Linked DNA regions of Mus musculus: region 2 is linked to region 1. Evidence: chromatin loops called from intact Hi-C (ENCODE). Cell type or tissue: gastrocnemius. All regions are shown on one strand. Each heading gives the region's core, and the rest is flanking DNA. Links, peaks and the distances in the headings are about the cores only.

Region 1 (6,500 bases), core at 4,001-6,500:
CCTCTGCAGATCCATTTTGATTTCATAATGAGCCATCCTGAATAATAACAGTGATGGATGGAAGGAAACAGCCCTTAACATCTGTCATCCAAACACCAGCAACAGGAGCAACTGCTGTGACCAGATACAATGAATGTTAGCACTGGAAAGGGACAAATGCCATCGATTGCTAGGATTGCGATTGTTCCATGTTTTAAGGAAACTGACCCTGTGTTGGAAGTGTGGTGGGGATTTTCATAGCATGTGTGAGGTCCTGGGTTCAATCCCCAAGACTACAGGCAGATGCAAACAAACAAACAAACAAGCTGAATTAAGAAGAAACTGTTCTAGGCAGGGGGTTGGGTGGAGTGGTGTCTAGCTTATTCTATGAAAGCTTATAACGGCTTCTGGGAAATAATGAACAAATATTATTTTCTTTCTCCCAACAGCCTTATCATGCAGTGATCAAATCAAGCAAAGGCAATATATTAAGGTTGTTGACGTGAGGCCAACTGAGGGCAATTACAGCTCAGTAGACATTTAGGAATTAGTACAGATAGCAACGTGTATCAAAAGGGGTGATTAGTCTAGCTGCAGTCTTGACCTAAATAGCAAATCAGGCGTAGAGTTGGGATTAAATCTCTGATGCCCAAGCTTTCCGTGGGAGGATATCTCTCCCCTGACTGTGTTCCAGGCCTCTTTATCAGCCCTGTGGGATGAGAATTCACCGTAAAATGAAAATTCATTCTAAGAAACATCTTTCTAAACAGCCCAATAGAAAGGGCGGGGAGAGGGTCTGGAGTCTATCCCTTCTGGCAATTCTGACAGAGTTTGAAGATGCTCCAACAGCTATTCTCTCAGCTGTCACGCTCAGTCAGTGTGTGAGGAAATGCTCAGTGTCTTGACTCACAGACACGCCCTCCCCTATCCCAGCTTCCTGGCTGGAAAGGACAAGCTGGTCCTAAGAAGAATATGGCAGAAGTAGCCAGCTCTTAAACACATCCAAGAAAAAGCAGTGACTTAGAGCAGAGAAAAAATAACAACAAAAGACACCCATGTGGAAAAAAATTAAAGAAAAAAGGAAAAGGATATATTGTGGTGAAGACATTTCTGTTGGTTTTGGCTCAAGTCCCAAATGAATTGTCCCAAGCTGACTTTCTGTATCGAGTCTCTCAAAACATATCTGTGATGTGAAGTTGTTTGGAAAGTTTCCGGTAAGAGCAAAGAAGCCCAGATGAAACCTCAACAGTTTATCAAGGGCTGTAACAGAAAGAGGTCAATTGATAAGCCAGAGTAGTGAAACAAAATAGCTATTTTAGCGGGTCTACTGTTCTGAAATTTGAGAATTTGATAAAAACACAAAGGAGGAAGACATAGATAGTATTAGTATAGTGTTATGCTCAAAAGAATGCTTCTGGGGCCTTCCATTTGTATCCAATGTGCTTGTATCAGGAATCAGAGAAATTGCTGGACTGTGAGCATTCTTACACTCCCATCTGCAGAATACATGGTCTCAGAGCAGCAAAGCAGCCCACCCTTGGTGGCAAGACACCTAGGAAAGCCATCATTTTCCCTAAGAGAGAAAATGAGGTAGGCCTGATGGCCTGAAAACAAGAACAGAGAATTAGGCAGAGGCAAAGGAAGTGAAGTTATAAATCAGAGTAAAATTAAGAAACTGGGAAATATCAGAGACAAGAGCCTATGGAGCAATTGCATTGTCCTTAAAACCATAGCCCCAGCCGAGTTCTGGAGAGAAAGTCCTTCTCCCAGGTATGCCAGGCTTTTTACCTCAGGGAAGCTACTCTACTTCTTTTAGTTAATGCTGCTGTAAAGCTGGAGTGAGGAACTAAGCACCAAGCAAGGCAGTCTATATATGAGCTTAGAATAGCACCTGTCTTATGGTCCAGTCCTCAGAAACCTCAGCTCCTTGTTAGTATGTAACACTTAATACTTACAAACGCCTACTCTAAGCCAGGCACTGTGGCAGATGCTTGGACCCGAAGTACTAGTAGGAAACCCAGCTGGTTCTTCTGAGATTATCATCACTAAATGTGTGAAATGGAATCAATCTAACTTGAACACTCCTGTTTTTTTTTCTATCTAAACCTAGAATTATTATTCTCACTGTGTTATTCTGATATGTATGTTTTTAGATCTGACAAACCAACATTCAGCATTCATTTGGATTACTACATCTGATAGTAAAATCTTTGATCATATCAAAGTCCTCTGAGCATCCAGAAGAGCACAGCCGCATAAAAGAGAGAGGTGACCATCCCCTGAGAGGGCAACTTAGGATGGTCTGACTTTCAAAGGTTTTGCTTTAGGCAAGTATTATGTTTTCGGTATCCCAACAATGCTCTGTGGTATTGGATGGCTTTTTCCCCTTCCATAGCCTCACTGAATATGTTTTGAAAGATTTCTTTTGTTTTCAGGCAGATCAAGTTATCTAAGAGTTTATTATAATAAAAGATACATGCTAATGAATGATCATCAATGTTGTTAGGTGGGACTGATCGATCAAGATAAATTTTTTTGAAGTAAGACAAAAGAAACCCAGACGTCGAAACTTCTATACATATGACCTCTATTAAATTATTAAGGTATGTACGTAAAGCCATAGTAAATTGTATTTGTAAATGACATAACTCACTTTGTAAAATGTCTAAGGTCAGAGTCTCTTTGAGCATGTTGGATACAATGGTGGTGAGACTCAGTATGGTTGCCAAGGTGGAGAGTGTCTACAGAAAATCCACTTGGCTGGTGCTCAGAGAACCGAGTACCCTCCACTCCTCAGTGTGGCTGCTCTTTGCTTCTGACTCAGACCCAAACCTCCTGAAAATCTGCTACCTCCACCAAGGAGTCCTCCAGAAACTTGGACTGGTAGAGAGTCCTCCTGTTGGGACTCATCACTGTTACTATTTTTAAGAATTTCTTAAAGAGCCCCCTTTACTTTGGTGCTTCATGAAGCCAACCTTAAAAACACAATTTGGCAATCTTATTAGTGTGACAATAACAAAAATTCTTCACATGCTCTGATCTAATCTTCCATAACCTAATAATGTGGCAAGCTGCACCAAACTGCCATCTTGGTGACTCTGGTGACCTAAAACCGAATACATCTAAAGCGGTTGATTCTTAAACCCAAAGTGCCCCTTGCAATCTTGGTCATCTTACAAAATGACAACTCTAGTTTGTAAATAAGTGAATCTGTTGGGTTTTTTTTTCCTTTCCTGTACCCTGCTACTTGAATGACAATTCTGAGACTAATTATTTGCTAATAAATGCCTAGGCCATAAGCCATGACTCACTCCCTAACTAGCTCATAACTTATTTAATCCATTCACACTATTCTGTTTTCCTCATGATTAGTTACCTCTCCTTCAGTCCCAGGCTGCTTCTTCCTTATCTTCTTTCTTAGCATCTCTCTGGAATCTCTCTTTATTCTCTCCCTGTTTTCCAGAATCCTCTCTCTTCCTGCCAATGTCCCACTTTCCACTTCCTGCCTCAGCTCATTGGCCATAAGCCTTTATTTATTGACAGGTGATGCATCTAAGAGATTCTCTACACCAGTTGCTTCCTGACTTCTGTATTTTCCTTACCACCCTCACCAAAGCATCAGAGAACAGTGCCTACCCCACCTCCAGAGCCCCCACGAGCCAGTCACTCCACTCCACCTCCAGAGCCCCCCACGAGCCAGTCACTCCACTCCACCTCCAGAGCCCCCCATGAGCCAGTCACTCCTTAGCATGCTCTGCCATTTCCTCAGCATGCGTTTCTCTTGGCTTTCCCCCCAGATTATTTTTGCAGCTCCTTAAGTGCCCTCCTTGCTTCTATCCTTCCTCCAGTACTGTCAGAATAAAACTTTGATGTTCTCATATAACACCACATTTTTCTGTCCAGACATCTCCCAGGAATCTTCCTCTCACCCAGATTAAACTGCAAGGCCACTTAGAATCTTCCCACCATTAATCCCATCTCATTCTTTCCATCGCTCATCTCTCTCCACCCCTGATGAGCTCACTATGGCTTCTGAACACATCAAACACCAACCTGTCTGATCTATTGTACCTACAACTCCTTCCTATTACCAACAACTGGTCCCCTAATAATCATTCAAGTCCTTCGTCCTTTGAGGATTATATTTAGACATAGGATATATCCAGAATCCATCTTCTGTTTTGTGATGTCCAGACCTAGGATGTGTATATTGTGACAAAAACTGCTGGGCTTCTCAGTGCTTCTCGAGAGGCACAGGAAAGAGAACCAGGTGGAAGATATAATGTAAATCATTAAGCACTACCATATTTGTGTATGTATAAATAAGTAGACATTTTATATTACTGGTTTCTGAAACTACAGAAACCATTAATGAGGAAGTGTAACAACCAACCAGATATCTAATTGTTAAAGAATTCTGCTATTAGAACACGACTCTAGGAAACTGTTCTCCACTGGTTTCTTTTAATCTCTGTCACAACTGGAAAACACAGCTTAAAATGGTAACGAACACACACACACACACACACACACACACACACACACACACATACCACCTACTGACGCTGTGAATCCTCTAAGGCAGGGCTATTAGAGTGGGAATGGAGGCAAAATGTCTCAATCTTAAAGTATGAGGAGAGGTCCATTTTCTAAGAAAACTAACGCCATGCCATGAGCTGGCTTCCAGAGCAGAGGAAAAGAAGTCACTTTTACCCACACCACAGACTGGTCCTTAGACCAGCAGAGTGTGCATCACCAAGGACCCCACCCCTGACTTAATAAATGTGAAATTCTCCTGAATTCATGCTGATCAGTCCTGGTTTAAAACTGGAATTCTGACAGCCACTGTCCTAAATATTCAGGTCTGGGGGGGCGGGGGGGAGGGGCCTCATGACCAATCAGTGCTGGGATAAATACCAGAGAACTCTCTGCACATCTTCCAGCAAACGGAAATGCTGTTCCAGAGAGGTTCCTACACTTTGCTGTATTTAAGACTCCCTCAATTAATTGTTCCCAATTCAAAGGCCTGAAGGTCCTTTTTACCTTTTGCCCGCAACTGTCGAAGCCTGAATTTGAGGCCCAGCAGAGGTCGCTGACGCCCAGGAAGAGAGACAGAGTGAGCGTTGCAAGGGGAGCCCAGGAGCTTTGACATCATACTAAGCTCCTCCTTGCACGCGCACATCACACACACACACACACACACACACACACACACACACACACACACACACACACACACACACACAAATACAGACACACACAAAACGCTGTATCCCTCTCCTCACGCTCTCCCCCATCCCATCTGCCCCGTACCTCCCCCTCCCTCGGCAAGTGAGTGTCCCGGGCGTAGCCACCTAGTCTGGCCAGAAGCGCAGCGCCTACTGCCCATGGGAACCCACGCATAACAGGAGCGACCTCCGCGTCTGCAGCGGGACCGATAGTCCCAGCACCGAGGATCTCCAGCACCCCACCCCCGCCCCGCTCGGCCGCGACAAGCAGAGCCGCCACCCCTTCCAAACCCGAGGACCCCGCCACCTCTATGAGAGAAGGCGACACGGGGCAAAGGAACAGGACGCCTGGCAGCCGGACTCCCCCGCAAGTGCGCGGCGCCCGCTCCGCGACCGCGCCGCGATCACCCGGGAAGCCCGATGCCAGCGCCGCGCTTCGGCTGAGAGGGGACAGGGCGGGTTTCTCCCGCTCGTCCCGGATCCGGTCTCCGCAGCGTCTGCGCGTCCCAGCCGGAGCTCCGCCGGCCAGGGAGTGAGTCGCAGCGACAGGAGAACCAGAGTGGCTGCCCGGGGTTGGCCGGGGCAGGGAAAGGAGGGACGGAGCGGGGGGAGGGCGCAGGGGGCGGGGAGGGGACCCCGGAGGAGAGAGATGACAATGTCTCTCATCCAAGCGTGCCGCAGTCTGGCTCTCTCAACATGGCTGCTTTCCTTTTGTTTCGTGCATCTGCTCTGCCTGGACTTCACCGTGGCGGAGAAGGAGGAATGGTACACCGCCTTCGTGAACATCACCTATTTGGAGCCCGAGCCCGGGGCCGCGGTGGCGGGCAGCGGTGGCGGCGCGGAGCTGCACACGGAGAAGAGCGAGTGCGGGCGATACGGGGAGCACTCGCCCAAGCAGGACGCGCGCGGCGAGGTGGTCATGGCCAGCTCGGCCCAAGACCGCCTGGCTTGCGACCCCAACACCAAGTTCGCCGCGCCGGCCCACGGCAAGCACTGGATAGCCCTCATCCCCAAGGGCAACTGCACGTACAGGGATAAGATCCGGAACGCGTTCCTGCAGAACGCCTCCGCTGTGGTCATCTTTAACGTGGGCTCCAACACAAACGAGACCATCACCATGCCCCACGCAGGTGAGCAACCCGGGGGGTGCCTGGCGGACGTGGGGGAGGGGAGCCCGAGAAGCGTCTAGGGAGATCTAGCACCGCCTCCGGGGCACCTCTGGCTGAGAAGTCCGTGCAGCACCAGAGACCAGTCTCTTATGTATGAACCTATTAAGTTTTGTTGTGCGTCGCT
Region 2 (2,500 bases), core at 1-2,500, 76 kb after region 1:
CGCACATACACATGCAGATACATACACATATGCACACAGACACACACACATACACACAGGCACACACATATGCACACGTATACACATGCACACACACATAGATACATACATACATGCACTTACACACATATGTAGGTTAAATATGGGATCCCGCATCCAGCCCAGGGTGAGGCACGACGTGGGAAGTTTGACTGTGCCTCCCACACCGCCACCAGGCAGGCGTTGGACTGTGAGAAGCCACAGAACCCTGCTCTGGGAGTGAGGAAGCGCAGTCTGAGTCCCCATGGACCTGCCTGAGTTGGGTCCAGATTTTTGGGCACCACAGATGCCTCTGAGTACTGCAGAAGAAGTGGCTCTGGGTTCCCCAGGCCTGTATGGAGGCCAGAGATGGCAGATTCTCAGGCTCTTGGACACTGCAGATGCCACTATATGTTGCAGAAGAGCTGAGGACAGAGTGTGGGCCGACTGGCGGGCTCTGGCACTGGGCAAAGGGGAAAAGAGCAGGAGGAGAGAGTTCTGGCTGGGTCCTGCAGGGAGGAGAGCCCTTATCTTGCTAGGTGGCTAGCTGGGATTGGGAAGCAGTAGCTGGGAACACTGGGAGGCCTATGCAGGAGGTTATACACACAGCAGCTTGTTAGTGGAAGACCTGCTCCATTGCTTCAGCATGGAGGATCCCCATGAGAAGAGACAGTCCATGGTTTTAAGGCATTTATTGTAGAAAGGCAGAGAGAAGGAGAGAGTAGAGAAGTAAAGGTCAGCCATGGCCATTTGGAGAGAAGGGAGAAGGGGATGCGGGGGGGGGTGGGGGGGAGGCAAGAGAGTAAGAGAGGGAGGAGGGAGCAAACAGCCCTTTTATAGTGGGCTGGCCTACCTGGCTGTTGCCAGGTAACTGTGGGGAGGAGCCTATCTGGCTGTTGCCAGGTAACTGCAAGGACTGGAGTCCAGACAGAACACCAGGAGCTTGGGGCATTGCTCTACTTGACTGATGACTACACACCTCTCTGCAGTAGGATCCAGGGGCCCAGGGGGCATGGCCAAACACCTGCCATCCCTTGCAGACAGAAGTCACCTACCAGGTCTCTGGCGCTCAAAGCCTGTGCTCGACTGGGGACCAGGCTGCCTTTCATAGCTCACCGCCCCACACACATACACCCACATGTACACACACATGAAACATACATACACATATACACATACACATTCTCATATATATATATATACACACATGTGCACACATATTCTCACGCAAAAAAAAATGTTAAATGTTTTTTTAAGGGCAAATAGAATTCGGTGTTCCTTCCAGTAATAAGGACAGCAACAAGTCTATATCCTGCCACATGGTCAACCAGTAAAAATGTCACTTCTCACGCTCAGATAAAGAATAGAATGAAAAAATAATGAAAACTGATGAGTCTGTGGTAAGCACTGAATCAAAGCCAAGGAACCTGGAAGTCAGATAAAGAATTTTAAAAGGTGGCAGGAATGGAGATGGCTTAGCTGTTAAGAGCACCGGTTGCACTTCCAGGGGACCCTGGTTCAATCCCCAGCACCCACAGGGCAGCTCATACGTATCTGTAGTTCCTGTTCTGGGAATGCGACATCCTCGCACAAATATATGTGCAGGCAAAACACCAATTCACATGAAATAAAAATAAGTAAATAAATGTTTACATGAAAACTATTGGAAAACCCCAAATGAGCATTCCATGACTTGCAGCAGGTTTGAGCTAAGGGTTCTTCAGGGACGATAAGTTGGTTACAGTTAAGAAATTGATTTGCTTTGGTTATGCTGTGCTGTTGGGTTTTGGGTGCTATATTGTGAATGCTTTCTTTTCATTGACAATTGTCTGATACAGTATTATCAAGGTTTCTCCAACAAATTTATAAGTTAGCAGTGCCCACAAGTATGTTGCAATTAAGATTTTCCTTATCAAAAAAGGAATATACTGCAATAGAGATTCCCTAACCAAACAATGATGTTCCCTTCATGCAACCCATCGTTCTAAATGAGGGGTGCATTGTCCAAAGCCTCTAGAAAGCTGTTGAACATAGAGTTAACACCACTTCCGAAAGGGGCTTAGTGTGCTAAAGTATGTTTTGCTTTGTTTTGTTTACCATATGGAAGATAAAATCCAAGTGCTGAGTCTGGTATTTTCAGACAGCTGTGACCTGTCCCTCGGCTGCCATGGTCTCCTCATCTCTGGCTTAGTCATGCAACAAATTTTGCAAGCACTTGCTGTATTCCAGACACAGCACAGACTGCAGCAGTGGAATAGGTCAGGCGCAGCCCTTTGTGCAAACCTTAAACTGAATCTCCCTAGGGTGGGAAGGGAGGCTATATTTTCCTTGTTCCTCATGCCTGTACTATGTGTATTTTTAGAAGCCTCCACATGCATTTCCTGTATGTACTCGTACAGATTTATGACTCTGTCAGCCCCAAACGCCCTGTCGTTCTGCCTCTCAGTTCCTCCTTCCTAATCGTTCTGGATGTTATTCAAAC

Evidence for each region. Peaks named below come from ENCODE experiments on the same cell type or tissue, not always from the same donor. Only the 100,000 strongest peaks of a DNase experiment are listed, where the experiment ranks them.
Region 2: it touches region 1 in a loop (2.4-fold over the local background); 11 of 42 quality-filtered maps call a loop at or near these places.

The regions. Positions count from the first base shown.
Region 1 is chr8:82,858,154-82,864,653 of GRCm38, forward strand. Rnf150 (ring finger protein 150) reads left to right here and starts at 5,203. Exons shown (of 7, transcript NM_177378.4): 1 at 5,203-6,337. The coding sequence starts at 5,857. In gastrocnemius, for the core only: a CTCF peak has its summit at 5,047 (motif pointing right); DNase peaks (open chromatin) are centred at 5,113, 5,313, 5,717 and 6,318; H3K4me3 peaks cover 1,913 bases; H3K27ac peaks cover 1,785 bases.
Region 2 is chr8:82,937,784-82,940,283 of GRCm38, forward strand. All of the region lies in intron 1 of Rnf150 (ring finger protein 150), which reads left to right. Among named protein-coding and RNA genes, the nearest start is that of Rnf150, 76 kb to the left of the region's middle. In gastrocnemius, for the core only: no CTCF peak of the experiment used is centred there; a DNase peak (open chromatin) is centred at 996; H3K4me3 peaks cover 686 bases; H3K27ac peaks cover 2,500 bases.